Regions from separate parts of the Homo sapiens genome. Here region 2 is linked to region 1. Evidence: read pairs that join two places in POLR2A ChIA-PET (ENCODE). Cell type or tissue: Panc1. All regions are shown on one strand. Region 1 overlaps ST3GAL3 (ST3 beta-galactoside alpha-2,3-sialyltransferase 3). Region 2 overlaps ST3GAL3 (ST3 beta-galactoside alpha-2,3-sialyltransferase 3).

Region 1 (2,500 bases):
GCGAGAAACTCTGAAACCTGCACCACGAAAAAGTTTTCCAGTTATCATGTCACCAAGTGCTTATAAGAGTTCTAGAACTTAAAGAGCAGTTACATAATTTTCTTCTACAAAAATGTTGTTGTTCTCAGTTTGGTGACCTTTCCTGGGATGGCAAATGTAAACAGTATGGCACCTAGCAGATACTCCAAAAATACACACAGCTGCCCTTCCAAAATAAACATCTATTTCGGTTGGTGCAAAAATAATTGTGGTTTTTGCCATTAATATTATCAGAGGCTAGAAACTAGCTGTTTTTTAAAGAAAACTGTTGAGTGCATTTTGAAAATAGACGTTTTTAATGTTTCCATTCTTATGTTGTTACCAGAAGGATATAAAAGTCACACAAAAACTCGTAACTATATACCAGCAGTTCTCAAAGTGTAGTCCAAGGACCCTCAAGGGTCCCCAAGACCCTTTTAGGGGGTCCATGAGTTTAGAACTATTTTCACAATCTAAGACATTCTTTGCCTTGTTCACTCTCATTCTCTTATGAGAGTCCAGCAGTTTTCTAGAGGTTATATAACATGATGAGGTGACCACGATTCTTCTCACAGTTAACAGTATGCATGCTTGTGGGTTATTGTGATTTTTGAGACAGGGTCTCACTCTGCCACCCATGCTGAAGTGCAGTACCATGATCACAGCTCATTGCAGCCTCAACCTCCTAGGCTCAGGCAATCCTGCTGTCAGCCTCCCTAGTAGCTGGGACTACAGGGATGTGCCACCATGCTTGGCTAATTTTTTAATTTTTTGAAGAGATGTAGTCTCACTATGTTACCCAGGCTGAACTTTTTTTTTTTTTTTAGACAGAGTCTCACTCTGTCCCCCAGGCTGGAGTGTAGTGGCATGATCTCGGCTCACTGCAACCTCTGCCTCCCAGGCTCAGGCAATCCTCCCACCTCAGCCTCCCAAGTAGGGGGTACCAGAGGCATGTGCTACCACACCTGGCTAATTTTTTTGTATTTTTGGTAGATATGAAGTTTCACTATGTTGCCCAGGCTGGTCTCAAACTCCTGAGCTCAAGTGATCCCCCTACTTCAGCCTCCCAAAGTGCTGGGATTATAGGCGTGAGCCACCGCGCACAGCCATGAACATTTTTTATCATTTTTTTTTTGTACTCAGTGATTTTTAAAACATTAAATATCGACAGACAATACTCACAAACATGAAAGTTATTTGGGAATACTCAATAATTTTTAAACTTTAAGGGAATCCCGAGACCAAAGAGAACAACTGCTACATTCTTTAAATCCTCAGTAACAGAATTTCCTGATTTAACATATTCCAAACAAAAGGGTTCAGTGAGTTTTTAAGCTGTGTTAAAAATACATAAACATGCCACCTTTCAGTTACTTTGCAAGAAAAACTGACATCAAGGAAGAGGAAATTTATGATACATAGACAAATAATGGGCCAAGGCAGTAGATGACATTTCATCAGAGTAACATAAATTAAGTTCTACAGGAGTTGAGAGAGGAGGAACTCATGTCAAGCCAGGATGATCATATAAAGAATCTAATGGAAAATAAATATGAATTAAACTTCCATTACTATCTTTAAAAAAATCATCAGAAGATGACTGAGGAGGAGCAAAATTTCAGGGGGAAGAAGTCAGCAATGACAGGCCGAGGAGAAGTGTGTATGTTTTAGCAACCCCATCTGATGAGTATATTATGGTCACACACATTTGTGTCACTTCTGAGCAAGGGTTGGGAATAGCTAAATGCCATATAAACTGTTGGCATTTAAGCAATGTTTAAATTTTTTATTTTTGGAGATGGAGTCTTGCTCTGCTGCCCAGGGTGGAATGCAGTGGCGTGATCTCGGCTCACTGCAACCTCCGCCTCCCAGGTTCAAGCAATTCTCCTGCCTCAGCCTCCAGAGCAGCTGGGACTACAGGTGCACGCTGCCATGCCCAGCTAATTTTTTTTTTTTTTTTTTTTTTTGTATTTTAGTAGAGACGGGGTTTCACCGTGTTGCCCAGGCTGTTCTGGAACTCCTGAACTCAGGCAATCCGCCCACCTCGGCCTCCCAAAGTGCTAGGATTACAGGCATGAGCCACTGCGCCCAGCAACAATGTTTAAATTTGTATGGGATTTTTTTTTTTTTTTTGAGATGGAGTTTCCCTGTCTTGTCACCCAGGCTGGAGTGCAGTGGCACGATCTCGGCTCACTGCAACCTCCGCCTCCCGGGTTCAAGTGACTCTCCTGCCTCAGCCTCCTGGGTAGCTGGGATTACAGGCGCCTGCCACCATGCCCAGCTACTTTTTGTATTTTTAATAGAGACGGGGTTTCAACACATTGGCCAGGCTGGCCTCGAACTCCTAACCTCAGATAATCCACCCACCTCGGCCTCCCAAAGTGCTGGGATCACATGTATGAGCTACTGCACCCGGCCCGTATGGCATTCTTATCAACTGTCTCTTTTTGATCTCAGAGTAATTCCCTTATGCCTAACACTC
Region 2 (2,500 bases), 110 kb before region 1:
CAGAAGAAACACTCTAGTAGATGGAGACAGACAATAAACAAGTAAATAAAACATATGTGGCATCCGAGAGTGATAGATACCCTGGAGAAAATGACACAGTAAAGGGGAACAGGGAACGCCAATAGGGGATGGGGCTATGATTTTAAATGGGATGGGCAAAGGAGACTTTATTAAGAAGGTGACATTTGAACTATGTTCTAAAAAGGCAAGAGAGTGCGCAATCTCTTCAGGTATCTGGGGAAGAGTGTTCCAGACAAGGGAATGAGCAAATGCCAAGAGTCTGAGGCGGGAACAGGTCTGGAATATCCGAATCACAGCAAGGAGCGCAGGATAAAACAATAAACAAGAAGGAGAGCAACAAGAAACGAAGGTGTGGACCATGTAGGGCCTTGATGAGCACTATAAAGGTTCTGGCTCTCATTCTACAAGAAATGGGGAGCCATTGGGGAGTTCTGATCACAGGAGTAACAAGATCTATCTTGTATTTTAATGGGATCACTTTGGCTTCAGTGTGGAAATAGACCACAGAGAAGCAAGCATAAAATCTGGAAGACTAGTTAGGAGTGCAAAAATTAGGTGAGAGATGGTGGTTTGGACAGAGTGATGATACAGAGGTAGTGAGAAGTGGCTGGATCTGAGGATATTAAGGTAAAGCTAATAAGGTTTGCTGATATCAGATTTGAGTGTCAAAGAAATGATGCTACAGTATTTGATGTGAGCAATTGGAAGGATGTAGTTAGCTGCCATTTCCTGGGGTAGAAAAGATTCTGGGAGGCAGGGGTGTGAATCTGGAGTTTGGTTCTGGACATGTTAAGTGTGAGATGCCTAATACATATCCAAATGAAGGAAGCAATTGGGTAAATGAGTCTGGAGTGTGGGGAAAGAGAACTGGGCTTGATATAAATATAGGAGTCATCAGCATATAGATGATATTTAAAGCCATGATACCGGATTAGATTATCTAAGCAAATGTTGTGGGAACAGGTAACATAGAAAGTACCTAGTGCACCACTGGGCATATAGTAGGTGCTCAATAAATGCTTTCCCCTTGCAGCCCTAGGGAACTTGACAGGCTGTTTTAGAAGTGTTAAACTCACCTCAGGCTATATTTAGACTGCTCCATGTTTATACACTATTACAAATGACCTGGTTTTTCACAAGGCTCTGGGGGTTAAGAGTTGTTTGCTTTCATTTTCATATTTTTGTGTCTTCACATGGAATTCCTTATGAAATTAGACTGAGCATTAAAGTCCCCATGCTCTTGCCCACATGGCAACTGTAAAACACCACACTGTGGCAGCAGACAGGAGCTTTCCCAGAGCACAGAGCACCTGCCCACACCCAGCAGAAATAGATGAAACTTCCATTTAATTAAATCTGCTCCCAGAAGGCCCACGTCGGCTCAGGAAAGTCACACTTGGACACCAGGATCTGGCTCCTTCAAGGAATCCAGATGACTCATCTCTCTCCTGGACTAATGGGCACATTCCTGGCTCGTTGTGTCATATTCCTTATAATGGAGACTGAGATTTCCTTAGGGTTCTTCCTGGAATGCTCTGCCTCTCTTCCTTTGACTCTTTCCTCAAATGTCACCTTCTCAATGAATTCTACTTTGACTGTCCCATTGCAACTTGCAATCTCTTCAACAGCATTCCCTTGTCTTGCTCTATTTTCTTTCACAGCACTTATCACCTTCCAAAATCCTAAAAACTTTATTTATAATAATTTTTGTTTATTGATTGTCTTGTTCACTGGTATATCCTCAGACCACAGAATATTGCCTGATACATATTAGTTGCTCAACAAATCTGTTAACTGAATGAGGGAGTATCCACTTTGTTGTCGGGGCAAGAGCCTTTACCCCTGAGACTTTTCGAGGCCCTCAACTTTGAGCCAGACCACAGTAGACCCCTTTCAGAGAGCAGATGTGCCTCCTTGGAGGTATCCTTAAATCAGGTTGTGGCTGCCTGCACGTAGCAGCCTGAGTGCCCAACCCCTGGGGAAGACGGGGTCAATTCTCAGGCAACCACAAGGCTGGCAATGTCACCAACTCACCAGTCTCACATTCTAGTTATTCCTGTTTCTCTCCAAACCATATTCTTCTCAGTTTTCTTATCCTCAAGTCACTGCTCTCTGCTTCTTCTTGGTCCAATTTCCTACTTCTCCCCTGGCACGGTCCACATTCTAACTTTCAATTATGTGGCATAAAACTGTGTTCCTTTATATCCTCAAACTCTTCGGTGAATGTTCCTTCCATTTTTGCTTTCATAGAAACCTGGGTCTCTCGGGAAAACGCCATTTTTACAGCCCTCTGCAAAGGAGGCTGCTCTTTCATCTATACTTCATGGACCTTGGGATCCCTGGTTATCCTTTTTGTACTCCATTAATGCTTCCAAATCACCAATATGTCATGCTTATTATAAAAAAACAAACAACCAAAAACTTGTCTGTTGCTCATGCTATCCAGCAATACTACCCTTTACCCTCCCTTCCTGTTCTC

Evidence for each region. Peaks named below come from ENCODE experiments on the same cell type or tissue, not always from the same donor. Only the 100,000 strongest peaks of a DNase experiment are listed, where the experiment ranks them.
Region 2: POLR2A ChIA-PET joins it to region 1 with 6 read pairs; 2 of 35 experiments call an interaction of 5 or more read pairs at or near these places.

What each region holds. Positions count from the first base shown.
Region 1 is chr1:43,713,918-43,716,417 of GRCh38, reverse strand. The region is part of intron 1 of ST3GAL3 (ST3 beta-galactoside alpha-2,3-sialyltransferase 3); the gene reads right to left. The region is part of intron 3 of ST3GAL3-AS1 (ST3GAL3 antisense RNA 1); the gene reads left to right. Among named protein-coding and RNA genes, the nearest start is that of ST3GAL3, 7.6 kb to the right of the region's middle. In Panc1, no CTCF peak of the experiment used is centred here; no DNase peak of the experiment used is centred here.
Region 2 is chr1:43,821,189-43,823,688 of GRCh38, reverse strand. The region is part of intron 4 of ST3GAL3 (ST3 beta-galactoside alpha-2,3-sialyltransferase 3); the gene reads right to left. Among named protein-coding and RNA genes, the nearest start is that of MIR6079, 16 kb to the left of the region's middle. RefSeq lists an enhancer at 1,119-2,318. In Panc1, no CTCF peak of the experiment used is centred here; a DNase peak (open chromatin) is centred at 1,498; H3K4me3 peaks cover 192 bases; H3K27ac peaks cover 1,925 bases.